2 separate regions of the Homo sapiens genome follow, and region 2 is linked to region 1. The links are chromatin loops, found by intact Hi-C in ENCODE. Cell type or tissue: CD4-positive, alpha-beta T cell. All regions are shown on one strand. Links, peaks and the distances in the headings refer to the core of each region. The heading gives the core; the rest is flanking DNA.

Region 1 (15,301 bases), core at 2,915-10,914:
TTTTTAGTAGAGATGGGGTTTTTCCACGTTGGTCAGGCTGATCTCGAACTCCCAGCCTCAGGTGATCCACCCACCTTAGCCTCCCAAATTGCTGGGATTACAGGCATGAGCCACCGCGCCTGGATGAAATTTTTTATATTGTTAACTGATAACTTATCACCACCTACATTGGTTCATCCATACACCATGGGGTACAAATCCATGTTTTCAAGTTAAAAATAACTGCACAAAATTGAGGTTATCTTCTCACATATATGAGGCTCAAACTTCCAGAAGGTAGATAAGCCTGGAGCTTTCCACCAAGCAAAGATTATAATCTGTGTGATCATTTGTACTGTACAGAAGAAAAGGTTTCATATCCCATTTTCAAATATACTGAAATATTATATGCTTTCGTGTATATTTAATATACTGAACTTACCATTTTCATCATCCTCATTAGACTCATCTAAAAATGGGTTGAAATCGTCATCATCTCCAGAACTCATGTTTTTAGAGCTCTCATAGTCACTTTCTTCATTATCAGAGGCATCAGATTCACTTCCACTGTCGTCAGAACTGCTACCAGTAAGGCCACCTACTTTTCGTGCTTTTTTGGCTTCTCGAGTTATTTCTTCACCTACCCTCCGCCACAAACAAGAGAGTCAGCCCAAATTCAATGTTTCTTAAGATCCAGTACATCACATTTAGTTCATGAATTAATTCAAATGAAAAGTGCAGAGGAAAAGTATTTAGGTTAAGTCAAAAAACAAACAGAATTCACAAACCAGCACTAACCTTTTGGACTCCCATAAAAAATAAGGTTATAAACATTTATTCTGAAGAAGAAATTGGATACAAAAGTACTAAGTCAAGACTGCCTTCAAGTGCACAAGTTTCAAAACATATTCAGGACAACAGAGTAAAAGCAGAACCTCTGGCATAGTCACAATTTGACTGTGTATCAGATTTGAGAAGAGGCCTAATAATTACAGGTTTATAGACATGGAATACTTAGAAAATCAATAGAAAATCAATTTATAAAACCTTTTTATTTTTGGAGACAGGGCCTCACTGTTGCCCAGGCTGGAGTGCAGTGGCACAATCATAGCTCACTGCAGCCTCGACTTCCCTGGCTCATGTGATCCTCCCACCTCAGCCTCCCAAGTACCTGGGACTACAGGCACATGCAACCATGACCAGATATTTTTTTTTTTTCCCCAGACAGTGTCTACTCTGTCTCCCAGGCTAAAGTGCAGTGGCATAATCTTGGCTCACTGCAACCTCTGCCTCCCGAGTTCAAGTGATTCTAATGCCTCAGCCTCCCTTATAGCTGGGATTATAAGGCGCCCCTGCCGCCAGTCCTGGCTAAGTTTTTAATTTTTAGTAGAGAAGGGGTTTCGCCATGTTGGCCAGGCTGGTCTCGAACTCCTGACCTCAGGTGATCCGCCTGTTTCAACTCCCAAAAAGCTGGGATTACAGGCGTGAGCCACTGTGCCCGGCGAGAAGTCAACTTCTAAAACCAAAACAGGGCTGGGCGAGATGGCTCACACCTGTAATCCCAGCACTTTGGGAGGCCTAGGTGGGTGCATTGCTTAAGCTCAGGAGTTTGAGACCAGCCTGGCCAACATGGTGAAACCCCATCTCTACTAAAAATACAAAAATTAGCAGGGCGTGGTGGTGCATGCCTGTAATCCCAGCTCCTTGAACCCAGGAGGCAGAGGTTGCAGTGAGCCAAGATGGTACCACTGCACTCCAGCCTGGGTGACGGAGACGGAGACCCTGTCTCAAAAAAAAAAAAGAAAAAAAAAGAAAAGGCTCTTTTAAAGAAAACTACTGAAACACCCAGCTGTCTATATATTAAAGAACAGGTCTGACAATACAAAGACACAGGTTTTAGTTCCCATGCATCATTAACTATCTCTGTGAAACTAGGAAAACTCTTTAATCTTTAAATCTTTCTGTGCTTCAATGATCTCTGTCTATAAAATTGGAAAAATAAGACCTAATTTCGTATGGACCTCTGCCAGGTTATATGGTAGAATGTATATAGCCAAGTGCTTAACACACTGCCAACCACCAGTGAATTGCTCAATTCCTAATTTAAAACGGGGATAACTTGTGCATTCAAAATTGTACAAGTGACAGTGAAAATTTGGAACCATTTGTGAATTCATGGAAGGCAGTTCATTCCCAAAATATAGCCACTTTAAAATGCTTATGTTTTAATTTCAACAGTATTTTCAACGTCAACTATTTTCTTTTTTCTTTTTCTTTTTTGAGACAGAGTCTCGCTCTGTCATCCAGGCTGGAGTGCAGCAGCGCTATCTCGGCTCACTGCAAGCTCTGCCTCCTGGGTTCACGACATTCTCCTGCCTCAGCCTCCCGAGTAGCTGGGACTATAGGTGCCCACCACGATGCCCGGCTAATTTTTTGTATTTTCAGTAGAGATGGGGTTTCACCGTGTTAGCCAGGATGGTCTCGATCTCCTGACCTCGTGATCTGCCCACCTCAGCCTCCCAAAGTGCTGGGATTACAGGTGTGAGCCACCGCACCTGGCCTATTTTTTCTTTTTTAAAGTGCTCACCTTTCCGCTTCTTTATTTTATTTTCTTTACAAGGACTATCTCTTGGCGAACTGTTGTTACTTGGAGCTGTCAAATCGATTCCTAGTAAACTATAAAGTTTTTTCCTGTCTGGAGCAGGAAAATGTTTTTCAATGAGTGACTGCAACACACCTCTGTAGGAGAGAAACAGTGACAATTACTGCTTCAGTTGACAAAATAATTATATGTAAAGTATTATTAAATATATTGAAATATACTTTGTTCAGTTTTACAAAATACTGATAAACGAGCTCAAATAAATTTTAATTTTCTAGCCCAAAGCTGTCCAACTAAATAATAAGAATGCAAGCCAAACCACATACACAATTATTGTATTTTCTGGTAGCTTAAATTAAAAAAGTAAAAAATAAATAAAACTGGTGGAACTAATTTTAATAATACATTTTAACTCAATATACCATGTCAACACATATGTTTTATGTTATTTTCTCTTAAGGAGTCTTTGAAACCTGGCTCAGTACACATATAATAACATCTCAATATGGACCAGTCATTTCAACTGCTCAATAGCCACATGTGACAAGCGGCTGCCATTCTGGACACGGTAGTTCTAGGCAATTATGTACAGAAAAATATAGATTAGCAGGTGTATGTCTTGCTTTTTTCTTTTTTTTTTTTTTTTTGAGACCGAGTCTCTCTGTCACCCAGGCTGGAGTGCAATGGTGCCATCTCAGCTCACTGCAACCTCCGCCGCCTGGGTTCAAGCAATTCTCCTGCCTCAGCCTCTCCAGTAGCTGGGATTACAGGTGCCCGCCACCACGCCTGGCTAGTTTTTGTATTTTTAGTAGAGACGAGGTTTCACCGTGTTGGCCAGGCTGGTCTCAAACTCCTGAGCTCTCGTGATCCACCAGACTCAGCCTCCCAAAGTGCCTGGATTACAGGCGTGAGCCCCATGTATTGCTTTTGAAAGGAGCATCTGAATGCATCCCGAGGCACAAAATAGTAGAGCAGCAAGTTTATTTTGCTCAGTTTACTACCAGAGTTTGAATGTGGAGGTTAGGCAAACTAAAAACAATGCCTAAAACATTTTAAAATCTATTTCTGAAGATCTCATGCTTATTTTCAACTTTTAAAGTAGACTTTATTTTATTTTATTTTTTTTTGAGACAGGGTCTCACTCTGCCGCCCAGAGGGGAGTGGAGTGGAGTGGTGCGATCTTGGCTCACTGCAACCTCCACCTCACGGGTTCAATGGATTCTCCTGCCTCAGCCTCCCAGGTAGGTGGGACTACAGGACGTGTGCCACCATGCCCAACTAATTTTTTTTATTTTTAGTTGAGATGGGGTTTCACCATTTTGGCCAGGCTGGTCTCAAACTACTGACCTCAAGTGATGTGCCCATGTTGGCCTCCCAAAGTGCTGAGATTACAGCTGTGAGCCACCATGCTCAGCCAACTTATAAAGTAGACTTCGTTATATTAGGACAAACTATAGTTACTGTTCCTGTGGATAACGGTAATTTCAAATACAGTACACTAAAACTGAATCTAAGCCAAGCTGTCACAGATTTCCAAGATGTACAAGATAAACAAAGTCTAGCCCTTCTGTTAGTTCACATACTCTGTGTAATATTAGCAAAATGCTTAACATTTTAGGATTATGAGATTTCTGTTATTGTTTTCCAATAGATACACTGTTACAGAAAAGCAGAAAACTCAGATCAAGAAAACTTAAAGATGATGCAGGTGAAACAAAAGTTTTGTCTCCAGGAAATGCCCACATTGGAACTAAGGTAAGGAAGAACTCAAAAAGAAACAAAAACATTAAAAGAACAAAAACATTACTTGGCAGTTGAAACAAAATCATTCAATTCTCCCCCGCCCTCTTCCAAAGCTTCTAATGTTCTAGCTTCTCCTGTAGACTGCAGACCAATTACAACACACTGGAGAAAAAAGAAAACATGTTAATTATGAATAATAATGTTTGTGGCTTCTTACCAAGACATATTTTAAACATTTAGCTAAACAAAGATTTCAAACAAGAATGTCCTCATTATTATAAAACACAAATTTGTTTTACTTATTTCTTCTACATATTTGAGACAGGTTATTTGTCAAAAATTTAGGCAGGAGATAGGATTACAGACAGTAGTAAGCATGAGTGAAGCCCCTGCCCTTGTACAGTTTATAGTATCTTATGCTTTAAGTAGATAAATATTCACCGAAAAGAAAAAACCTTAACGCAATACACATCCATATGTTACCAGTGCTACCAGCTATGGATGACCAATTATAGTGATGTTTACTTTGTTATACTTTTCTGAACTCTCTAAATTCTCTAAGCAGGCATTGCTTTTATAATTTTAAGAAATGTATTTTTTAGAAGTTTTACTATCCTTTAGGAAAACCAGATTTTACAAGCAGAAAACCTCAGCACCCACAAAGACTAAACAACATAACCCCCAAACAATCTCTTAATGAGTTCTTCTACTTACTTTTCCATTCTTGATTTCCTCTCGAGCTAGTTGCACAACCCTTTTAACTTTGGATGCTATGCATAAGTATTTGAAGAACCTCTGGTGAGCAGACCAGAACTGACCCCACATGGACTTCTTCATTCGTTGCTCAGCATCAATCAGATCTGCAGCTTGCTGAAACCGCTCTCTGGCGATGACCCACTGAAGATACATAATCAACATTTCAGACACTTCATCTTTGAGTCTAGTTATTTAAAAATACCAATTAAATCAAAACAATGTTAAGTGCAAGACCATTTAATATTAATTTAATAAATCATCTTTAGTAACTTGGGAATCTATTTCTCAGGATACTCACACAGTTGTCTCAAGTTTCTTATTACCTAATGCAGTCATTTTAGAAAATAATGTGATTTTAAGAACTATGCAACTGAAATAAATGGCTATAACTTATGAATTACCTTAACAAAATGAAAACATGGACAATCTGAAATATAAGAACATTGGTTAGGCCAGGCGCAGTGGCTGATGCCTGTAATCCCAGCACTTTGGGAGGCTGAGGCAGGTGGATTGCTTGAGCCCAGGAGTTCCAGATCAGGCTGGGCAACACTGTAAAACCTCATCTCTACCAAAAAATACAAAAATCAGCCAGGCACATTGACATGCGCCTGCAGTCCCTGATACTCAGGAGGCAGAGTCTGGAGGACTCCTTGAACCTGGGAGGTAGAGGTTGCAGTAAGCCAAGATCACACCACTGTACTCCAGTCTGGGTGACAGAGTAAGACCCTGCTTCAATTAAAAACAAAAACAAAAAAAAACACATTGGTTAAACAGCCTATCATCTGGTAACTCATCTGTTTGTTTTTGTTTTTTGTTTTTGTTTTTGTTTTGCGATGGAGTATCCCTCTGTTACCCAAGCTGGAGTGCACTGGCACCATCTTGGCTCACAGCAACCTCCGCCTCCTGGGTTCAAGCGATTCTCCTGCCTCAGCCTCCCCAAGTAGCTGGCACTACAGGCGCACACCACCATGCCCAGCTAATTTTTTTTCGTATTTTTAGTAGAGATGAGGTTTCAACATGTAGGCCAGGCTGGTCTTGAACTCTTGACCTCAGGTGACCTGCTCGCCTCAGCCTCCCAAAGTGCTGAGGCATGAGACACCGTGCCTGGCTTCATCTGTTGTTTTATAGTAGAAATACATTCCCATGGGCAGGAGGCATCGCAATCGCCAAAACTAACAGAAACATTATCAGATACATTAAATAAACACTAGGAATTAAGAAAAATTCCTCACCAGCTTGACAGCTTTGTTATACATTTTAACGTAGCTCTGAGAAAGAAGAACTTCCTCAATTTTGAAGGTCACTCCAGTAAAGCTCAGTTGTCGAGCAATGTACATTCCTCTAAGCTTCATATCCATAGCAACTATTTCCATGGCACCAACTCCTCTGAATAAAATTAAAACATACAGTAATTACCAATACAGTAGAATTTTAACATACAGAGAATGGGCTTTAGGAATAACACACTTCTTAGATTGCTACTGAGAAGAGTATATACCGTAAACTGCATTACCTCCGTTCTACTGCTTGAATAAAATCACTGAATTCTCTAAATGGAGTACCCTCACCCCATATGCCAAGACGGTTCATATAGGCCATGTTGCGTGGTTCAGAAGCACCTGAAAATCCCACAAATGAAATATATTATAGTTGAAAAAATAACCTACAATATATATTTTTAAATAAATAAATACTCACCAGTTGCACTAGCATAAACAACTCTGGCTTTTGGCAATTTGTTCTGAAGCTCTAAAACTGCTAAGCCTGTCTTGGTTGGCTTTGAAGAACCAACAGGACATAAGTTTTTGGCTTTATGACACTCATCAAACACTATCTAAATGGAATGAGTTAAGGAATGTATCACATTAGTATTAAGTAAGAATCTCCAGTCTTTCAAGAAGAGTTAACTTTTATTTCCCTGAGGCCTTCTGATTGCCTATTTCATGACTGCAAATACAAAGGAAGTCCTATGGGCCTTTCCCCAGTTACATCCTCCTCCCTCTCTAGCCTCAAAGACATTCACTGAATTTGGAATTTAAACCAGCAATTTGCCTCTAAATTAAAACAGAGAAAAGAACCCACTGCAGCAAGAAGTTGTTATCTGGTAACTTGTAAAAGTAGAAGCATGATTGGTAACCAACTTAATCAGCATTTCAAAAAGTGATGTTCCTCATGCAGGACAGTTAAAAGATATACTGTGAACAAGTTTGGGACCACTAAGTTCTAACAGTTTTCTTTCACTTAGTCTTCTCGGGTATTCTGCTATGTAAATATGCAATGTTAATCCTCAAAAGGGGAATACAGTATTCAGTATTCCTCATATCTATTAACATTTTTCTAAACCAGGAGATTAAACATTGGTCTCCTATCTGACAGGTAAAAAACCGAATCAACTTTCCAATCCCTTTGGACTCTAGGTAATCATTAAAGTTTTCACTCCAGCAACTCGTTTAATCTCAAGATTCCTGTTTCCCAAAGGTCTACCCTTTTATAATTTTCTTGTCGTTAAAAAATAGAAAAATATTTGCCATAAAGGATACCACTCCATCGAAGTCATCACCGCACCAATGCAGAAGTTGTTTTAACCTAGTTTTATACTTGCCGCCAGACTGGCTTTCACCAATAAGTGAAGAGTAAGTAGCAAAAATAACACCCTTTTTCACACTCCCATTATGTTTGGAAGAAATTTTTCCGTATTTAAACTAAAAAAGAAAAGAAAAGAATTTAGTTAATTAGTATACCTTTCTCTCTGCAACATTCATCCCAACTAAACATTCACAAGCAGGAACTCTTGTTAGGCCCATGACAGGCTTCAGAAAACATAAAAGTACAGAGACGCAAATTTATTTGTATAAATGTACACAACACAAACACACAACTTTATAGTACAAAAATCCAGTTTTTGGTAGGACACAGTGGCTCACACCTGTAATCCCAACACTTTGGGAGGTCAAGGTGGGTGGATCGCTTGAGCTCAGGAGTTCCAAGACCAGCCTGGCCAACATAGTGAAACCCCATCCCTACAAAAAATACAAAAATTAGCCAGGCATCGTGGTGCGTGTCTGCAGTCCCAGCTACCACAGGGGCTGAGGTGGGAGAACTGCTTGAGCCTGGGAGATGGAGGTTGCAGTGAGCCGAGATTGTGCCACTGCACTTCAGCCTGGGCAACAGAGCTGAGATCTTTTTTTTTTTTTTTTAAATCCAGTTTTCAAAGTCTTAAAAACTTTTATCATCACAAAAAAAAACATTAAAAACCAGACAAACTTCCCTATAAGAATAAAAAGTCACAATTTACAAACATTTATTGTGCACTTACTATATGCAAAACACTGTGATTAATTTCTGATACATAAGAATTATGAGTAATTGTTAATGTGCCTTTCTAATACTACTCTGAAATTTAAAAAAAAAATTCTAGATGCCACTTACATCCTTTTAGTTCTGAATTGTATACAGTCATTCAAGACACAGTACTTTATAGCTACAAATCCACCCAGTAAAACCCACCCTAACAAGCCACTGTTTAGGGCAACACTGAATTCAACTTAGGACTCACATGGGAAGTAGAGGTGCAGTTACTTATTTTCAAAGGGCTACTAGGGAGGCCCTTCCAGGAACCCTATCAGTCTATTTTAACCTTATAGCACCAACAATTGGTGCATGCATAGTAAGTCAATAAAGATTTGCTAACTGAACCTTAACATTCTAAAACACACTGGCACACATTGTCTTTCAGCTTACAGAATTGTTTTCATGTGAGCAGAGGTATGAGTAACTCAAGTCCATTAGCTGTACAAATACTGAAACCAGTCTGCCCAAGCCATAACTATCTACATCGCATATGATTTGGTGACCTATAGTGCAAGGTATGCCACCTGTCTAAACTGCACCCTTATGGCATATAAACTATAAAAGAAAGATAAAAATAACACTGAAAATTGAGAGAATCAACTGGTGTGCACTGTACACTTGAGAGCACATCTCAATTTGGACTGGTCACTTACACTGTTCAATAGCCACATGTGATGAGTGGCTACTGCCTGTCAGTGTTTAGCATATAGGAATCCACAAACCAACAATAGTGGCTAGCACTCACTATGCTTTCTGTGGAGTAACATCAAAGTTTTCCAAAAAGTGTCCCCTTATATACATAGCTATTATTATTGTCATCTCACAGATGAGTCAATATTTATTGAATGACCAACTGAATAAAAAGATTTCATACCTTATTTAACGAATGAACCAAAATGTTTTTTGCTCCAATATCCCTTAAATCTCTTTCAGCATCATACTTTAAGTCATTTGAAACACTAAACCTGCCAAAATATTAAAAAGCACAAATTAAATACAAATTATATCATTCTAGAATTCAGGAATAAAATTAATAAAGCCAGGTCTTGACACTTAAAAAAAAAAAAAAAAAGAAAAAGAAAATACACTTACTCATTAAAACACCATCCCACTGAGTGCAGTGGCTCACACCCATAATCCTAGCACTTTGGGAGCCTAAGGCAGGAGGACTGCTTGAGCCCAGGAGTTCGAGACCAGCCTGAGCAACACAAGAAGAGCCCGTATCTACAAAAAATTAGCCAAGCATGGTAGTGCATGCCTGTAGTCCCAGCTACTCAAGAGGCTGAGGCAGAACTGCTTGAGCCCCTGAGGTAGAGGCTGCAGTGAGCCATGAATATGCCACAGCACTCCAGCCTGGGTGACAAAGATCCTGTCTAGATGGGGAAGGCGGATCCCATCCCCACATGCTAAAGTAATTACTAACAAAACCTTCCATTGAGACGGAGTCGCACTCTGTCACCCAGGCTGGAGTGCAGAGGAACAATGTCGGCTCACTGCAAGCTATGCCTCCAGGGTTCACGCCATTCTCCTGCCTCAGCCTCCTGAGTAGCTGGGACTACAGGAACCCACCATGACGACCGGCTGATTTTTTGTACTTTTAGTAGAGACGGAGTTTCACTGTGTTAGCCAGGATGGTCTCGATCTCCTAACCTCGTGATCCGCTGCGCCTGGCCCACAGCCAGTTTTTAAACACTTACCACAATGCTCGTTTTCTACTCAACAAATAATTTTCATAGATGATTCCTGCTATCGTCCTTCCTTTTCCTACACCGGCACCATCACCTATTAAGAAGCCAGCACGATCTCCATTAGGTAGGAAAGTTTCATGTTGCTGAAAAACAAAAGGCTGGTAATTAATATAATCCTTCAGATATTTTGGTGATCAATCTTTCATACACTGTTTTAGGAGTAGGAATATGTTATGTTTTTTGTTTTGTATATGTATTTTGTGACTTTATTTTTACATAAATTTCATAGAGTTTTGGATTTTTTTTTGAGACGGAGTCTCGCTCTGTCGCCCAGGTTGGAGTGCAGTGGCGCGATCTTGGCTCACTGCAATCTCTGCCTCCCGGGTTCACACCATTCTCCTTCCTCAGCCTCCTGAGTAGGTGGGACTACAGGCGCCCGCCACCACGCCTGGCTAATTTTTTCTATTTTTAGTAGAAACGGGTTTCACCATGTTAGCCAGGATGATCTCGATCTCCTGACCTCGTGATCCGCCCGCCTCAGCCTCCCAAAGTGCTGGGATTACAGGTGTGAGGCACTGCACCCAGCCAAATTTTATAGTTTTGGCTTTAATGTGGATACTTTCTTTTTTTTCTTTTTTTGAAACGGGGTCTCGCTCTGTTGCCAGGCTGAAGTGCAGTGGCACAATCTCGGCTCACTGCAACCTCTGAATTCCTGTTCAAGCTATTCTCCTGCTTCAGCCTCCCGAGTAGCTGGGATTACAGGTATGCACCACCACGCCCAGCTAATTTTTTGTATTTTTAGTAGACAGGGTTTCACCACGTTGACCAGGATGGTCTCGATCTCCTGACCTCATGATGCACCCGCCTTGGCCTCCCAAAGTGCTGAGATTACAGGCACGAGTCACCGCGCCCAGCTCAATGTGAATACTTTCTACATATTTACTGTATATTATCTCCTGCTACTCTTCCATGCACCAGGTAATGAAAGTTAACAAATTAGTGAGGAGCCCGCCATACCCCTTATCAACACCTGCAGAATCAAACAGGTTTTTGTTTGTTTTTGTTTTGTTTTGTTTTTGAGACAGTTTTGCTCTTGTTGCCCAGGCTAGAGTGCAATGGCACAATCTCGGCTCACCGCAACCTCCGCCTCCTGAGTTCAAGTGATTCTCCTGCCTCAGCCTCCCGAGTAGCTAGGATTACAGGCATGTGCCACCACGCACAGCTAGTTTTTGTATTTTTAGTAGAGACAGGGTTTCACCATGTTGGCCAGGCTGGTCTCGAACTCCCAACCTCAGGTGATCCGCCAGCTTCAGCCTCCCAAAGTGCCCGGCCAGTGGTTTTTTAGTTTTTTTCAGACAGAGTCTCACTCTGTCGTCCAGGCTGGAGTGCAGTGGCACAATCTCAGCTCACTGCAACCTCCACCTCCTGGGTTCAAGTGATTCTCCTGACTTAGCTTCCCAAGTAGATGGCACTAGAGGTGTGTACCACCATGCCTGGCTAATTTTTGTATTTTTGGTAGAGACAGGGTTTCACCACGTTGGCCAGGCTGGTCTCTAACTCCTGACCTCAGGGTGACCCGCCTGCCTCAGCCTCCCAAAGTACTGGGATTGGGCCGGGCACGGTGGCTCACACCTGTAATCCCAGCACTTTGGGAGGCCGAGATGGGTGGATCATGAGGTCAGGAGATCGAGACCATCCTGGCTAACACGGTAAAACCCCATCTCCACTAAAAACAGAAAAAATTAGCCGGGCGTGGCGGTGGGTGCCTGTAGTCCCAGCTACTCGGGAGGCTGAGGCAGAAGAATGGCATGAACCTGGGAGGCGGAGGTTCCAGTGAGCCAAGATCGCACCATTGCACTCCAGCCTGGACGACACAGTGAGACTCCATCTCAAAAAAAAAAAAAAAGTGCTGGGATTACAGGCGTGAGCCACCATGCCCAGCCAAATTAAAAGTTTTATATCACACAAAATATGGAGGATAAATGGCTATTTTGGTCATTACTTATTTTACAGATATGGAATATGACTGAAATCATTTCAAGACAACTGCTTAACTCTACCTCACATCATTTTAAAAGCCCACACAACACCCCACTGTCCAATAATATCACAGTTTATGCAATTACCCCCCAATAATGTGGATGCTCAAATCTTTTCCAGCTGGAGGGACAAAAGGTACAACAAATATCATTCTGCATATGTTCTTATCTAACAGTTCCAGGGAACACACTCCTAGGAATGGGTATATATACACACACATATACATATATATAATTTTTTTTTTTTGAGACAGGGTCTCGTTCCCATCACCCAGGGTGGAGTGACAAGATCACAGCTTATTGCAGCCTCGACTTCCTGGGCTGAGGTGATTCCCCTACCTCAGCTTCCCGAGAAACTGGGACTACAGGTGCGTGCCACTACACTCAGCTAATTTTTTGTATTTTTCGTAGACATGATGTTTCACCATGTTACCCAGACTGGTCGCGAACTCCTGGGCTCAAGCAATCCACCCACCTCAGCCTCCCAAACTGTTGGGATTGCAGACATGAGCCACTGTGCCTGGTCGATATACATATTTTTAATTTTAATAAATATTCCCAGTAAATTCCAAGCAAGTTATAACATTTGCCATTTCCACTGGAAATGCACTATCTGTATCTCTGCTACACTTCTAAAATTTAATTTTCCAACACATTAAACTTTCATAAATATTACATTTACAAGGTTTTCATACAAGGAAAAGTTACCTTTAGATTGAAACAACTCTGTTATATAGAATAGGATAAAATAATTATTGTATTATGAAATATTATTGCTTACCTGGGCTGCATATGTAATTGCCTCAAGCTGCAATGCTGATAACCAGCCATTATCAATGGTTTCCTCAGAAATGGATGTTTTGTACCAAACATCAGGAGGAGTAACACTGGATAAAGAGCTGGTTTCCACTACAGCATCTGGATGACGTAGGCCAATTTTTACTAAACAAAAATGTAAAAACATTTTATTTTAATTATTCTAAGTAATAACATTTCCAGTTTCATTATAAGATATTTCAATGTTTTTCTTATAACATAGAAAAATAATTAAAAAGTATTCACTCTGAGCTTCCATAAAAAGTAACTGATGACAAAGTACTATCTATATTTGACTAAAATGATTTATCAACTACATATGGTTAAAACAGAGATTTGGGCCAGGTGGGTGGCTCACGCCTGTAATCCCAGCACTTTGGGGGGCCAAGGTGGAGGGATCACTTGAGGTCAGGCGTTCAAGACCAGCCTGGCCAACACAGCAAATCCCTGTCTCTACTAAAAATACAAAAATTAGCTGGGCATGTTGGCACGCGCCTGTAATTCCAGCTACTCAGGAGGCTGAGGAACGAGAATTGCTTGAACCCAGGAGACGGAGGTTGCAGGGAGCCGAGACTGTGCCACTGCACTCCAGCCTGAGTGATGCAGTGAGACTCTGTCTCAAAAAATAAATAAATAAAATTAAATAATAAATAAAATAAAATAGAGATTTGCTGATAAAAAAAAGATCTAAAAAAACACCACTTGGTTCATAACAGCAGGTTCTCTAGTAGTAACAGAACATAATGCCAGATTAAGGAGTTCAGTTACTTCAAGCATTCATTCAGTAAAACAAAAGTTTGCAATACAATTTTATTTTGAGGCTAGGCATGAAGGTTCATGCTTGTAATCTCAGCACTTTGGGAGGCCAAAGCAGGAGTATCATTTGAGGCCAAGAGTTCAAGACCAGCCTTGGCAATATAGTGAGACCCTCATCTCTACAATTAAAATCCAAAAATTAGCTGGGCATGGTGGTGGGACCTGTGGTCCGAGCTATTCAGGAGTCTGAGACAGGAGGATTGCTTGAGCCTTGTAGGCTAAGGCTGCAGTGAGCTAAGATTGCGCCACTGCCTGGCTGGGCATGGTGGCTCACGCCTGTAATCTCAGCAGCTGGGAGGCCAAGGTGGGTGGATCTCCTGAGGTCAGGCATTCGAGACCAGCCTGGCCAACACGGTGAAACCCCATCTCTACTAAAAATACAAAAATCAGCCAGGCATGATGGTGCACACCTGTAATCCTAGCTACTCAAGAGGCTGAAGCACGAGAATTGCTAGAATCCAGGAGGGATCCTGGGAGGTGGAGGTTGCAGTGAGGCAAGAGCATGCCACTGCACTCCAGACTGAGTAAAGAGCCAGACCCCGTCTTAAAAAGAACATATTTTACTTTGAAAAGTATTCGAAAGACAACTTGGCTATAAAATTTAACAACCAAGTCCCCAAAATGTACAACATGAATACATTAAAATAATGATCTGGAAGCTTTTTCTGTAAAGGGTCAGAGAATGATTTTGCCGTTTTAGGCCATCCTGTCTCTTGTACAACTACTTAACATTGCTGCTGTAGTGTCAACGCAGCCATAGATAATAAGTAAACCAATAAACATGTCTATGTTCCAATAAAACCTTATTTACTATAAAAAAGCGAGTGGTCCAGATTTAGTTTGCTGTCCTCTGGTTTAAAGGGCCATAAACTCTTTCAATCCTTTTGCAAAATGATTATTGGAATAAGAAAAACAGAATTTCAGATAGGACTTCTAAAATTCATTGTAGGTGAGCAGAAAAGGATGGAATCTTGAGTCTATCAGTAGTTGATAAAAAGAGAATTGTAGTTCAATTCAAATGGTATTATTAGTGGTTTTTTATAGAAACCAAGACTACATGAAAGACAAATTCTAGACATAGATTTGTTTCCTGTAATGAAAAAGTGAAAATTTTATGCAAATATTAAAAACCTAATTTTCGACTTCATACAGTGGCTGCTAAAAAAAGAACCATGTTATACAAAAGGGAGAAACAAAAACTATGGAATTCAAATAGCACAATTATTTTTATAATTTCAATGTTTTTACAATTTTAGACAAGTTGTATTAAATATCTTAGCTTTATATATCTTTACAATTACCTTTGATTTTTATAATCACTACTCCTATGAACAAAATTAAAATAAAATCCAAGCTTCTTTAGTTTTGGTTTTAAAAGACTTTGACCTAAAGCAAGATTCTAAATTTATATGGAAAAAAACAAAACAAAAAGAACCAAAGAAACCACAGGAAAACTTTGATGTAAATATCTGACAAATCCCGAAGACATACATTTTATTGGCATGTATTCT
Region 2 (15,301 bases), core at 164-8,163, 50 kb before region 1:
CGGAGGTTGCAGTGAGCCAAGATCGAGCCACTGCACTCAAACCCGGGTGACGGTGAGACTCCGTCACAAAGAAAAAAAAAAAGTTTCAGCTGGGCACGATGGCTCACTTCTGTAATCCCAGCACTATGGAAGACCAAGGCAGGCAGATCAATTGAGCCCAGGGGTTCAAGACCAGCATGGGCAGCATAGAAAGAACCCATGTCGCCAGGCCCGGTGGCTCACACCTGTAATCCCAGCACTTTGGGAGGCCGAGGCAGGCGGATCACGAGGTCAGGAGATCGAGACCATCCTGACTAACACGGTGAAACCCCGTCTCTACTAAAAATACAAAAAAATTAGCCCGGCAAGGTGGCGGGCGCCTGTAGTCCCAGCTACTCGGGAGGCTGAGGCAGGAGAATGGCGTGAACCCGGGAGGCGGAGCTTGCAGTGAGACTAGATCGCGCCACTGCACTCCAGCCTGGGCGACAGAGCGAGACTCCGTTTCAAAATAAGAAAGAAAGAAAGAGAGAAAGAGAGAGAGAGAAAGAAAGAGAAAGAAAAAGAAAGAAGGAAGGAAGGAAGGAAGGAAAGAAAGAAAGAAAAAGAAGAAAGAAAGAAAGAAAGAAAGAAAGAAAGAAAGAAAGAAAGAAAGAAAGAAAGAGAAAGAAAGAAAGAAAGAAAGAAAAAGAAAGAAAGAAAGGAAAGAAAGAAAGAAAGAAAGAAAGAAGGAACCCATCTCTACTAAAAATACAAAAATTAGCTGGGGCATAGTGACACGCGCCCGTGGTCCCAGCTACTCTGGAGGCTGAGGTGCTGAGGGGCTGAGGGGCTGAGGTGCTGAGGGGCTGAGGTGCTGAGGGGCTGAGGGGCTGGGGTGCTGAGGGGCTGAGGTGCTGAGGGGCTGGGGTGCTGAGGGGCTGGGGTGCTGAGGGGCTGAGGTGCTGAGGGGCTGGGGTGCTGAGGGGCTGAGGTGCTGAGGGGCTGGGGTGCTGAGGGGCTGAGGGGCTGAGGTGCTGAGGTGCTGAGGTGCTGAGGGGCTGAGGGGCTGAGGGGCTGAGGGGCTGGGGTGCTGGGGTGCTGAGGTGGAAGGATCACTGGAGCCCAGAAAGCGGAGGTTTCACTGACCCACAATGGCACCATTGCTCCAGCCTGGGCGATAGAGCAAAACTGTGTCTCAAAAGAAAAAAGAAAGAAAAGAAAAAAATCTTTTCGTTTTTTATTCTAATCGAGATATTATTCACTTAGCATAAAATTCATCCTTTAAAAGTATGCAACTTAAGAGGCCGGGCGCGGTGGCTCACGCCTGTTATCCCAGCACTTTGGGAGGCCGAGGCAGGCAGATCACGAGGTCAGGAGATCGAGACCATCCTGGCTAACACAGTGAAACCCCGTCTCTAGTAAAAATAGAAAAAATTAGCCGGGCGTGGTGGCGGGCGCCTGTAGTCCCAGCTACTCGGGAGGCTGAGGCAGGAGAACGGCATGAACCCGGGAGGCGGAGCTTGCAATGAGCCAAGATGGCGCCACTGCACTCCAGCCTGGGCGACAGAGCGAGACTCCGTCTCAAAAAAAAAAAAAAAAAGTATACAACTCGGCCAGGCGCGGTGGCTCACGCCTGTAATCCCAACACTTTGGGAGGCCGAGGTGGGCGGATCACAAGGTCAGGAGATCAAGACCATCCTGGCCAACATGGTGAAACCCCGTCTCTACTAAAATACAAAAACAAACAAAAAAAGAAAGCCGGGCCGTGGTGGTGCGCGCCTGTAATCCCAGCACTTTGTGAGGTTGAGGAAGGCGGATCTCTTCAGCCCAGGAGTTTGAGACCAGCCTAGGAAACATAACAAGACCACATCTCTACTAAAAATACAGACATTAGCCGAGAGCGGAGGCTAACCTGTAGTCCCAGCTACTTAGGAGGCTGAGGTAGGAGGATCACCCTAACCTCGGGGAGGTTGAGGCTGCAGTGAGCCAAGATCACGGCATTGCACTCCAGCCTGGGTGATAGTGAGACGCTGTCCCCTCACCCCCCAAAAAAGTATATAATTCAGTGATTTTTAGCATATTTGCAGTTGTGCAACTATCACCACTATCTAATTCTAGAACATTTTTTTTTTTTTTTTTTTGAGACAGAGTCTTACTGTGTCTCCCAGGCTGGAGTCTTGCTCTGTCGCCCAGGCTGGAGTGCAGTGGTGCGATCTCGGCTCACTGCAAGCTCTGCCTCCTGGGTTCACGCCATTCTCCTGCCTCAGCCTCCTGAGTAGCTGGGACTACAGGCGCCCGCCACCACGCTCAACTAATTTTTTTTGTTTTTGTATTTTTTATAGAGGCAGGGTTTCACCATGTTAGCCAGGATGGTCTTGATCTCCTGACCTCGTGATCCGCCCGACTCGGCCTCCCAAAGTGCTGGGATCACAGGCGTAAGCCACCGCGCCTGGCCTAATTCTAGAACATTATCACCCTGTTTTATTTTATTATTTATTTTTATTTTTATATTTTTGAGATGGAGTCTCGCTCTTGTTGCCCAGGCTGGAGTACAATGGCACAATCCTGTCTCACTGCAACCTCCACCTCCCAGGTTCAAGCGATTCTCCTCAGCCTCCCCAGTAGCTGGGATTACAAGCACCCGCCACCACGCTCCGCTAATTTTGTTATTTTGGGTAGAGATGGGGTTTCGCCATGTTAGCCAGGCTGGTCTCGAACTCCTGACCTCAGGTGATCCGCCCGCCTTGGCCTCCCAACATGCTGGGATTACAGGGGTGAGCCACTGCTCCCGGCCCACCCCATTTGATATTTATTTATTTATTCATTTATTTAGAGACAAAGTCTCAATCTGTCGCCCAGGCTGGAGTGCAGTGGCAGGATCTCAGCTCACTGTAAGCTCTGCCTCCCAGGTTCACGCCATTCTCCTGCCTCAGCCTCCTGAGTAGCTGGGACTACAGGTGCCCGCCACCACACCCAGCTAATTTTTTTTGTATTTTTAGTAGAGACGGGGTTTCACTGTGTTAGCCAGGATGCTCTCGATCTCCTGACCTTGTGATCCGCACTCCTCGGCCTCCTAAAGTGCTGGGATTACAGGTGTGAGCCACTGCGCCTGGCCTATTTATTTTTTATTTTATTTTATTTATTTATTTATTTATGTTTGTTTTTTAGAGGGAGTTTCGCTCTATCGCCCAGGCTGGAGTGCAGTGGCATGATCTCAGCTCACTGCACTTGCCTTCTGGGTTGAAGTGACTCTCATCCCTCAGTTTCCTGAGTAGCTGGGATTATAGGCGCCCGCCACCATGCACAGATAATTTTTGTATTTTTAGTAGAAATGGGGTTTCACCATATTGGCCAGGCTGGTCTCAAACTCCTCGCCTCAAACGATCTGCCTGCCTTGGCCTCCCAAAGTGTTGAGATTACAGGTGTGAGCCACTGTGCCTGGCCTATTTATTTATTTATTTGAGACGAAGTCTTGCTCTGTCACCCAGGCTGGAGTGCAGTGGTGCAATTTCGCGTCACTGCAAACTCCGCCTCCTGGGTTCGAGAGATTGTCCTGCCTCAGCCTCCCGAGTAGCTGGACTACAGGAGCCCGCCACCATGCCCGGCTAATTTTTATATTTTTAGTAGAGATAGGGTTTCACCATGTTGGTCAGGCTGGTTTCAAACTCCTGACCTAGTGATCCACCCTCCTCAGCCTCTACTAAAAACACAAAAATTAGTTGGGCATGATTCCAGGTGCCTGTAATCCCAGTTACTTGGGAGGCTGAGGCAGGAGAATCGCTTGAACCTGGGAGGCAGAGGTTGCAGTGAGCCAAGATCCTGCCACTGCACTCCAGCCTGGGTGATGGAGCAAGACCCTGTCTCAAAAAAAAAAAAAAATTAATTAAATAAAATAAAAAGAAACTTCATACCCGGTAGTAGTCACTTCTCATTCCTCATTCTCTCCAGCTTTAGGCAACTACTAATTTAGTTGGATTTCCTATTCAGGACATTTCCTGTAAATAGAATGGTACGCTATGTGGCCTTTTGTGTCTGGCTTCTTCCACTTGCCATAAATAATGTTTCAAGGTTCATCCATGTTGTAGCAGGTGGCATTCCAGCACTTCCTTCCTCTTCAGGGCTGAATATTCCATGGTATGAATGTACCCCATTTTGTTTATCCATTAATCAGTTGATTGACATTTGAGTTATTTGTACTTTTTGGCTATGATGGCTATGACGAAGAGTGCTGCTGTCATCATTTGTGTACAAGCTTTTGTGAGAACATGTTTTCAGTTCCTTTGGTTTTATACTCAGAAATGGAGTTGGTGGGTCAAATGATAACTCTGTTTCACTTTTTGAGGAACTGCCAAACTGCTTTCCATAGTGAAACTGCACTTTTTTTTTTTTTTTTTTTTTTAAGAGACAGAGTCTCTGTCACCCAGGCTGGAGTGCAATGACATGATCCTAGCTCCCTGCAACCTCGAACTCTTGGGCTCAAGCAATCCTCCTGCATCAGCCTCTCAAATAGCTTGGACTACAGGCATAGGCTACCACAACTGGCTAATTTTTGTATTTTTTTAAATTTCTTTTGAACAAATGTATTACTCCAGAATTTTTTTTTTTTTTTTTTAAGGAACAGGGGGCTGGTCTTGAACTCTTTTTTTTTTGAGACCAAGTCTCACTCTGTCACCCAGGCTAGAGTGCAGTGGTACGATCTCGGCTCATGGCAATCCCCACCTCCCAGGTTGAAGTGATTCTCCTGCCTCAGCCTCCCGAGTAGCTGGGATTACAGGCATGCGCCACCACACCTGGCTAATTTTTGTATTTTTAGTAGGGGTGGGGTTTCACCATGTTGGTCAGGCTGGTCTCGAACTCCTGACCTCAGGTGATCCCCTGCCTCGGGCTCCCAAAATGCTGGGATTACAGGTGTGAGCCACCCACCCAGCCTCACCCATTTTATTTGAAGAGTTTTGTTTTGTTTTGTTTTGTTTTGTTTTGTTTTTTAGATGGAGTATCTCTCTGTTGCCCAGGCTGGAGTGCAGTGGTGTGATCTTGGCTCACTGCAACCTCCACCTCCAGGGTTCAAGCCATTCTCCTGCCTCAGCCTCACGAGTAGCTGGGACTACAGGCACGTGCCACCACGCTCGGCGAATTTTTTGAATTTTTAGTAGAGACGAGGTTTCACCATGTTAGCCAGGATGGTTTTGATCTCCTGACCTTGTGATCTGCCCGCCTCAGCCTCCCAAAGTGCTGTATTACAGGTGTGAGCCACCACGCCTGGCCTAGGTGTTTGTTTTTTGTTTTGTTTTGTTTTTGAGATGGAGTTTCGCTCTTGTTGACCAGGCTGGAGTGCAATGGTGGGATCGCAGCTCACCGCAACCTCTGCCTCCCAGGTTCAAGCAATTCTCCTGCCTCAGCCTCCCTAGAAGCTGGGATTTACAGGCACGTGCCACCATGCCCGGTTAATTTTGTATTTTTAGTAGAGATGGCATTTCTCCATGTTGGTCAGGCTGGTCTCGAACTCCCGACCTTGGGTGATCTGCCCGCCCCAGCCTCCCAAAGTGCTGGGATTACAGGCATGAGCCACTGCGCCAGGCCCCTAGTTTTGTTTTCTTTTTTTTTTTTTTTTGAGACAGAGTCTCACTCTGTCACCCAGGCTGGAGTGCAGTGGCGCGATCTCGGCTCACTGCAAGCTCTGCCTCCCAAGTTCACGCCATTCTCCTGCCTCAGCCTCCTGAGTAGCTGGGACTACAGGCGCCCGCCACCACGCCCGGCTAATTTTTTGTATTTTTTTTTAGTAGAGACAGGGTTTCACCGTGTTGGCCAGGATGGTCTCCATCTCCTGACCTTGTGATCCGCCGCCTTGGCTGCCCAAAGTGCTGGGATTACAGGCATGAGCCACCACGCCCGGTCTCTATTTCTGTTTTTAAAACGAGTCTTGCCCTGTTGCCCAGGTTGGAGTGCAATGGCATGATCTTGGCTCACTGCAACCTCTGCCTTCTGGGTTCAAGTGATTCTCCCACCTCAGCCTCCCAAGTAGCTGGGATTACAGGCACCCGCAATCGTGCCCGGCTAATTTTTGTATTTTTGTAGAGATGGGGTTTCACAATGTTGGCCAGGCTGGTCTTGAACTCCTGACCTCAGGTGATTCACCTGCCTCAGCCTCCTAAAGCATTTTTAGTTATTTTTTGTATATGGTGTGAGATGGATCCAAATTCATTCTTTACATGTGCATATCAGCACTTTTTTTTTTTTTTCGAGATGGAGTCTCACTCTGTCACCCAGACTGGAGTGCAGTGGCGTGATCTCGGCTCACTGCAACCTCTGCCTCCTGGGTTCAAGCAATTCTCTCCCTCGGCCTCCCGAGTAGCTGGGATTACAGGTGCCCGCCACCACGCCCGGCTAATTTTTTTGTATTTTTAGTAGAGACAGGGTTTCACCATCTTAGCCAGGCTGGTCTTGAACTTCTCTCAGCACATTTTGTTGAAAAAACTATTCCTTTCCGGCTGGGCACGGTGGCTCACACCTGTAATCCCAGCACTTTGGGAGGCCGAGGCGGGCGGATCACGAGGTCAGGAGATCAAGACCATCCTGGCTAACACGGTGAAACCCCGTCTCTATTAAAAATACAAAAAAAAAAAAAAAAAAAAAATTAGCCGGGCGTGGTGGCGGGTGCCTGCAGTCCCAGCTGCTCGGGAGGCTGAGGCAGGAGAATGGCGTGAACCCGGGAGACCGAGCTTGCAGTGAGCCGAGATCGTGCGACTGCACTCCAGCCTGGGTGACAGAGCAAGACTCCATCTCAAAAAAATAATAATTATAAACAAATAAATAAATAACTATTCCTTTCCTTCACAGAATTGTCTTGATGCCATTGTTGGAAATCAATTGATGATGAGTGTGAAGGTTTATTTCCAGGCTCTTAATTCTATTCCACTGTTCACCTTGTTTATCCCTATTCCCATACCACACTGCCTTGATTTCTGTAGCGTTATAGTAAGTTTTGAAATCGGGAAGTATGAGTCTTCCAACTTTGTTCTTCTTTTTCAAGACTGCTTTTGGCTATTTTGGGTTACTTTCATTTATTTCCATATGAGTTTTAGGATCAGCTTGTCCCTTTCTGAAAAAAAAAAAAAAAGAAAAAAGAAAAAAAAAGACAATAGGAATTTTGATGAGCTTGTATTAAATCTGTATATCTATTTTGGGAGTATTGCTATTTTAATTGCAATATTGTCTTCCAATCCATGAACACAGGATCTCCTTCCATATTTTAGGTCTTATTTAATTTTTTTAACTTCAACAATGTTCTATAGTTTTCAATGTAATTTCTTTATTTTTATTTATTTATTTATTTTTGAGATGGAGTCTTGCTCTGTCGCCAGGATGGAGTGCAGTGGGGCGATCTCGGCTTAGTGCAACCTCTGCCTCCCGGGTTCAAGCGATTCTCCTGCCTCAGCCTCCCAAGTAGCTGGGACTTCAGGTGCGTGCCACCATGCCCAGATAATTTTTTTATTTTTAATAGAGACAGGGTTTCTCCATGTTGGTCAGGCTGGTCTTGAACTCCTGACCTCAAGTGATCTGCCTGCCTCAGCTTCCCAAAGTGCTGGGATTGCAGGTGTGAGCCACTGCACCTGGCCTTTTTGTATTTTTAGTAGAGGTGAGATTTCACCATGTTGCCCAGACTGGTCTTGCACTCCTGGGCTCAAGCAATCCTCCGGCCTCTGCCTCCCAAAGTGCTGGGACATGAGCCATTGTGCCTGGCCTTAGAGTGTTTCTTTACTGGTTTAATGGATATTTCACAGAGTGGCTTACCAGGGAGCAAGCAGGTAAATGGAGAGAGAAGGAAAGCCCAGGGAATTAGTGTAGTATGAAGAACATCAGGAGACACAAGCTTTAGCTCCACATCTGCCGTAAACCCTTCTCTAGGCCTCAAAGAACTCGCTTGACATCCCCAGGCCTTAGTTTCATCTGTAAGATCAGGGAGGTTTGATAGGATGGATCACTAAGGATTCTCTCAACACTTCACATCCTAAGAAGACAGGTAACACGCACGCCATTTTCTCTAACAAAAAACACCAGCACTTGGCCAGGCACGGTGACTCACACCTATAATCTCAGCACTTTGGGAGGCCAAGGCGCACAAATCACTTGAGGTCAGGAGTTTGAGGCCAGCCTGAGCAACGTAGCGAAACCTCATCTCTACCAAAAATACAAAAAGTAGCCGAGCCTGGTGGCACATTCCTGTAATCACAGCTACTTGAGAGAGTGAGGCAGGAGGATCGCTTGAACCTGGGAGGTGGAGGTTGCAGTTAGCCAAGGTCACGCCACGGCACTCCAGCCTGGGCAACACATGAGACCCCCATGTCAAACAAACAAACGAAAAACCAGCCTAGAAAGGATGTTTTTATTTTTATTATTTATTTTTTTGAGATGGAGACTTGCTTTGTCGCCCAGGCTGGAGTGCAATGGCACGATCTCAGCTCACAGCAACCTCTGCCTCCTGGGTTCAAGCGATTCTCCTGCCTCAGCCTCCCGAGTAGCTGGGATTAAAGCTGCCCACCACCATACCTGGCTTTTTTTTTTTTGTAGTTTTAGTAGAGACGGGTTTCACCATGTTGGCCAGTTGGTCTCAAACTCCTCACCTCAAGTGTTCGGCCTGCCTCGGCCTCCCAAAGTGCTGGGGTTACAGCCGTGAGCTACCGTACCAGGTCAACCTTTATTTTTTTGAAAATATCTTTTTTTCCCCCCAGTATTGTAAGATTTAGGTCTAGCCTATGGCACCTAGTATCCCGAGGTGGTCTGCCATCCAAGTACTAACCAAGCCTCGCACTGCTTAGTTTCCAAGATCAGCTGAGACCAAGGACGTTCAGGGAAATATGGCCATAGAGAAAGCCCTTACATTATTCTGGAACTGATTCCAACACTGAAAAACATTCTGAAGCAATCAGCTCCAACGAGGACTGTGCCTACCCCAGGTAATGAGAATGGTGACCCACAGGAGGGAATATTAGAGCTTCTATTTATATGGGACATACAGCGTACGTATCAGGACAGCAGCTGCTATAGCTTACAAGTCAATTAATAAGCAGTGCTGGAGGTGGAGGTATGCACTGGAAACTTTTTTTTTTTTTTCCAGGCAGTGTCCTTCGCTCTGTCACCCAGGCTGGAGTGTAGTGGCACTGTCTTGGCTCACTGCAGCCTCCGCCTCCCGGGCTCAAGAAATCCTCCCACCCCCGCCTCCCAAGTAGCTAGGGCTACAGGGGTGCCCCACCACGCCCAACTAATGTTTGTATTTTTTGTAGGGATGGGGTCTTGCCCTGTTGCCCAGGCTGGTCTTGAACTCCTGGGCTCGAGATCTTCCCACCTAGGCCTCCCAAAGTTCTGAGATTACAGGCGTGAGCCACTGTACCCTGCCTAGAAATCTTTTGAATCTGGAGTATGTGACCAAAAAGGCTTGAAGACCACTGATGTAAGAAACTAGTCACGTAGGCGGCCAGACCCATCATTTCACAACCTAACAAATAGGTGGGTGAAGTATCATGACTAAGACATCGCAGTTGCTGATTCCAGGATGGTTTGTGCGCTGGGGACATACAACAATTCCTTCTATCAGTTTGGGCTATGACCAGGGGTCTACTCCCAAATTTACTTATTTTTTATTTTTTTGACCTCCCGAGCTCACAAAATCCTCCCACCTCAGCCTCCCGAGTAGCTGGGACCACAGGTATAAGCCACCATGCCCCGTTAATTTTTATTTTTTGTAGAGATGGGGTCTTCCTATGTTGCCCAGGCTGGTCTCAAACTCCTGGTCTCAAGCAATCCACCCACCTTGCCCTCCCACAGTGCTGGGATTACAGGCGGGAACCACCACTTCCAGTCCTAATTTTCAGTTTTGTTTCTGCCATTATTCTTGTTTTTTTTTTTTTTTTTTGAGATGGAGTCTCGCTTTGTCACTCAGGCTGGAGTGCAGTGGCGCAATCTTGCGAGGCTCACTGTGAGCTCCGCCTCCCGGGTTCACGCCATTCTCCTGCCTCAGCCTCCCAAGTAGCTGGGATTACAGGCATGTGCCACCACCAGCTAATTTTTGTATTTTTTCAGTAGAGACAGGGTTTCATCGTGTTAGCCAGGATGGTCTTGATCTCCTGACCTCGTGATCCGCCCACCTCGGCCTTCCAAAGTGCTGGGATTACAGGCGTGAGCCACCGCGCCCGGCCTATTCTTGTTTTTTTTTGTTTGTTTTGTTTTTTTTTTTGAGATAAAGTCTTGCTCTGTCTCCTAGGCTGGAGTGCAGTGGCATGATCTCGGCTCACTGCAATCTCCACCTCCCAGGTTCAACCCATTCTTCTGCCTCAGCCTCCCGAGTAGCTGGGATTACAGGCACATGCCGCCATGCCCAGCCAATTTTTTTGTATTTTAATAGAGATGGGGTTTCACCGTGTTGCCCAGGCTGGTCTTGAACTCCTGAGCTCAGGCAATCTACCTGCCTTGCCCTCCCAAAATGCTAGGATTACAGGCGTGAGCCACCGTGCCCGGCCCATTATTCTTGTTTTTAGACCAGGAGCTGGCAAGCCTTTTATATAAAGGGTTGGATAGCAAATATTAATGCTTCAGGCTTTGTAGGCCATATAGACTCTGTAACTATGCAACGGTGCTGTCGCAGCTCTCACACTGCCAGAGACAATACATAAGAGAATGGGCATGGCTGTGTTCCAATAAAACTTTATTTATGGACACTGAAATTTGAATTTCACATACTTCTCACATGTTAGAAAATATTCTTTTTATTTTTTCCAACCATTTAAAAATGTTCTCAAAACCATTCTCAGCTTATGAGGCCAGTGAAAAACAGGTGGCAGGCTGGACTTGACCCATGGACCATAGTTGGCCAATTCCTCTTTTAGTCCACACAAGTTTCTTTCTTTTTTTTTTTTCTTTGAGATGGAGTTTCACTTTATTGCCCAGGCTGCTGTGCAATGGCGCGATCTCGGCTCACCGCAACCTCCGCCTCCCGGGCTCAAGTGATTCTCCTGCCTCAGCCTCCCGAGTAGCTGGGATTAAAGGGCTCAAGGGATTCTCCTGTCTCAGCCTCCCGAGTAGCTGGGACTTACAGGCACCCACCACCACGCCCGGCTAATTTTTGCATTTTTAGTAGAGACAGGGTTTCACCATGTTGGCCAGGCTGGTCCCGAACTCCTGACCTCAAGTGATCAGCCCGCCTCAGTCTTCCAGTGTTGGGATTACAGGCATGAGCCACTGCGCCTGGCCACAAATTTGTTTCTTAAGCCTATTTCCCCATAGGCAGGGAAAAAAAATGGGACATTTGAGGACACAATAAACCTATCTTCATAAAGGTACCTCCAAATAAGATACACACAAAAAGCAGAAACTGTGGGAACAGAAAGCTAAACAGAAATCCAGCATCAATGCAGGAATTGAGAGCTTTGTATAATTTACCTGTATCCAGGAGTAGAGGTGGAAGAGACTGTAGGGCCTCTTGTTCCTACCACCAGTTTAGGTATCTTCACAAAACACGACTTACAGGTTCATGCTGTTGAATTTCCTACAATTAATATGGTTTGGGCCAGGCGCAGTGGCTCACGCCTATAATCCCAGCACTTCGGGAGGCCGAGGTGGGTGGATCACGAGGTCAGGAGTTCGAGACCAACCTTGCCAACATGGTGAAATCCCATCTTTACTAAAAATACAGAGCGAGACTCTGTCTCAAAAAGAGAAAAAAAAAGTTACATGAAGTATTCAGACTAATTTAACAGGCACCTAGCTATCCTACCTTTGCATGATACTCAGTTTTGTTTTTTTTTATTTTTTTGAGATGGAGTCTGGCTTTGTCGCCCAGGCTGGAGTGTAGTGGCGTGATCTCAGCTCACTGCAACCTCCGCCTCCCCGGTTCAAGTGATTCTCCTGCCTCAGCCCCCTGAGTACCTGGGATTACAGTAGGTGCCCGCCACCAAGCCCAGCTAGTTTTTGTATTTTTAGTAGAGACAGGGTTTTGCCATGTTGGCCAGGCTGGTCTTGAACTCCTGACCTCATGTTGATCCTCCCACCTCAGCCTACCAAAGTGCTGGGCTTACAGGTGTGAGCCACTGTGCCTGGCCACAGTGATATTTCTTTACTGAAAGATGATGATGGCCAGGGACAGTGGCTCACGCCTGTAATCCCAACACTTTGGGAGGCCGAGGCAGGCGGATCACCTGAGGTCAGGAGTTCAAGACCAGCCTGCCCAACATGGTGAAAGCCCGTCTCTACTAAAAATACAAAAAATGAGCCGGGCATGGTGGCAGGAACCTGTAATCCCAGGTACTCGGAAGGCTGAGGCAGGAAAATCGCTTGAACCCGGGACGTGGAGGTTGCAGTGAGCCGAGATGGCGCCACTGCACTCCAGCCTGGGTGACAAGAGTGAAACTCCATCTCAAAAAAAAAAAAAAAAAAAAAAAGATGATTCAGACCCAATAGTGTGGCCCTTGCCCCTCTCAACCCAGTAAGGCACTTACCACCCAGAGTGGGCAGCGTTAGAGGATGGAGCCAACTTACTGAGAATCGGACTCTAAAAATAAGCATTCGGCACATTTCTTTTAGCCTCTTCTCTCTCATAAAGGCCTCCACAGATGGCTTCTTTACATCATGCTCTCAAATGACTAGCTGATAAATATTCATACTTATGGAAATTGTATTGTACATACTCCAAACGCCCAGCCAGTTAACATTTGTATCTTCTGTATCTCGGGGGTGGTGCCCTTTGTTCATATGTAAAAAGCACACATGCACATGTATACACACACACACACAACCAGCTTTCTCCTCTATGACTAATTTGCCTAGAGCAGTGATTCTCAACCAGGATTGATTTTGCCCCCCAGGAGACATTTGCCAACGTCTGGAGAGATTTTGGGTTGTTAAAAATGTGGGGATGATGTGTGCTCCTGGCATCTGTGGGTGGAGGCCAGTGATGCTGTTCAACATCCGACAGTGCCCAGGATACCTCCACTGCAAAGAATGACTTGGCTCAAATGTCAACAGGGCCCAGGCCAACCCAAGGTGAAGCAAAAACAAGACTGAGGGAGAGCAAAACCCCAAGGGAAGGAAGGTCAAAGCAGCCTGGAATTCTAACAGAAAAACACAAGGGGGCTGGCGGAGGCACGATCCAAAGTTTGCTTTCATCTTTTACCCTCTAAGACTGGGTCTTACTCTGTCACCCAGATTGGAGTGCAGTGGAGCAATCATGGCTCACTGCAGCCTCCACCTCCCCAGCTCAGGCAATCCTCCTGCCCCTCAGCCTCCCAAGTAGCTGGGACTACAGGCACGTGGCACCATGCCCAGCTAATTTTATTTTTGTAGAAGCAGGGTTTTGCCATGTTGGCCAGGCTGGTCTCAAACTCCTGGCCTCAAGTGATCCACCCGCCTTGGCCTCCCAAAGTGTTGGGATTACAGGCATGAGCCACTACAAGCAGCCATTCTTTTTTTTTTTTTTTTTTTGAGATGGAGTCTGGCTGTCCTCCAGGCTGGAGTGCAGTGGCGCGATCTTGGCTCACTGCAAGCTCTGCCTCCCGGGTTCACGTCATTCTCCTGCCTCAGCCTCCCAAGTAGCTGGGACTACAGGCTTCCACCACCACGCCCAGCTAATTTTTTGTATTTTTAGTAGAGACGGGGTTTCACTGTATTAGACAGGATGGTCTCGATCTCCTGACCTCATGATCTGCCCGCCTCGGCCTCCCAAAGTGCTGGAATTAAATGCCTAAACCACCATGCCCGGCCTTCGGCCATTATTTCTTACTCAAATTAATACTCAGCAGGGTGCTCACACATGTAATCCCAGCACTTTGGGTGGCCAAGGTAGGTGGATCACTTGAGGCCAAGAGTTCGAGATCAGCCTGGCCAACATGGCGAAACCCAACCTCTAATAAAAACACAAAAATTAGCTGGGCATGGTGGCGGGCGCCTGTAATCCCAGATACTTGGGAGGCGGAGGCAGGAGAATCCCTTGAACTCGGGAGACAGGTTGCAGTGAGCCGAGATAACGCCACTGCACTCCAGCCTGGGCGACGGAGTGAGACTCTGTCTCAAAAAAACAAAACAAAACAAAACAAAAAAAAAAACAAAAAACATATAAATACCCAATTTATTTTTTATTTTTTGAGACAGAGTTTTGCTATTGTTGCCCAGGCCGGAGTACAATGGCACGAACTCGGCTCACTGCCACCTCTGCCTCCCAGGTTCAAGTGATTCTCCTGCCTCAGCCTCCGAAGTAGCTAGGATTACAGGTGTCCGCCAGCTCGCCAGCTTTTTGTATTTTTAGTAGAGACGAGGGTTCACCACGATGACCAGGCTGGTCTTGAACTCCTGACCTCAGGTGATCCGCCCGCCTCGACCTCCCAAAGTGCTGGGATTACAGGTGTAAGCCACCGTGCCTGGCCAATGCACAATTTATTAAGGTTATACATTTAAAAACCTGTTTCTTTCAATTTTCAAACTCAAAAATACTGAATCAAATTTTAGTTAAAACACTTCCTTTTGACTTGTTCCTCAATTAATGCTCAATTATCTCATATATTCAGGAGGTTAAATCCCCCCTAAACATTAATGCTATTTACAAATTTGATCGAATACCCTTACGCATTTCAAGCTAAAATTTGAACATCCTTCTCCCAAGTATTTGAAATAATCACAGAGAAACTCCCAGACAAGCCATGCACTAAACGCTGCTCAGATTCCCACTCGCATCCCAGCCCTTTCTCCCTCCCACCGCCTTCCGCAGCAGTCCAAGACAGCAGCCCACTCCGGGCCCACACACTGCACCTGGGCTGGGCACCGCCCCACCCTGGCTGGCTCCCTGACTCAGTGCCTGTGCCATCTGCAAAGGCACGGTGACAGCACTTACATTTTATAAAGACACTATGAAGATGTTCATGAGATCTGCGAAGACAGCGCGCAAAGAAAGCACAACCCGTGACTCGTATTTAATTTATTTAGAATCTTACAAAAACAAAAAACAAAACAAAAACCACCACAACAGAAAAAAAAACTAAATACAGAATTTGTTACGCTTCACGGTTGATCGTTTTTACTTGCAAGAGTAAATAAACCTTGCTAAAATGCAGCCAGTACATTTTTATTGCATGAGACCAAATTTTTCAGTTACATATCAAAAATGATTGGGATAATCAATTCCGGACGCTTGGTACCGTGCTCCCACGAAAGGCTGGATGCAGCAATGCAGTATCATTGGAACAGGGCGCACCCTTCACACACTGATGGACACGCTACAACAGGAGCGATAACAAAAGGGAGATTTAAAAAAGAGAACCAAATGAAAACACACCAAGAGCTGACATCCACCTTTGTTTCAAGT

Evidence for each region. Hi-C counts contacts between places; a loop is a spot of excess contacts. Peaks named below come from ENCODE experiments on the same cell type or tissue, not always from the same donor. Only the 100,000 strongest peaks of a DNase experiment are listed, where the experiment ranks them.
Region 2: it touches region 1 in a loop (6-fold over the local background); 5 of 110 quality-filtered maps call a loop at or near these places.

Annotation. Positions count from the first base shown.
Region 1 is chr12:123,321,114-123,336,414 of GRCh38, forward strand. It overlaps SBNO1 (strawberry notch homolog 1), which reads right to left. Exons shown (of 32, transcript NM_001167856.3): 6 at 15,282-15,301; 7 at 12,940-13,100; 8 at 10,129-10,262; 9 at 9,306-9,396; 10 at 7,621-7,782; 11 at 6,779-6,914; 12 at 6,594-6,699; 13 at 6,313-6,466; 14 at 5,039-5,221; 15 at 4,389-4,486; 16 at 2,567-2,718; 17 at 422-619. Among named protein-coding and RNA genes, the nearest start is that of MIR8072, 36 kb to the right of the region's middle. RefSeq lists a silencer at 14,202-14,251. In CD4-positive, alpha-beta T cell, for the core only: no CTCF peak of the experiment used is centred there; no DNase peak of the experiment used is centred there.
Region 2 is chr12:123,274,210-123,289,510 of GRCh38, forward strand. It overlaps SBNO1 (strawberry notch homolog 1), which reads right to left. Exons shown (of 32, transcript NM_001167856.3): 32 at 14,900-15,301. It also overlaps the pseudogene RNA5SP375. Among named protein-coding and RNA genes, the nearest start is that of CDK2AP1, 10 kb to the left of the region's middle. In CD4-positive, alpha-beta T cell, for the core only: no CTCF peak of the experiment used is centred there; a DNase peak (open chromatin) is centred at 4,272.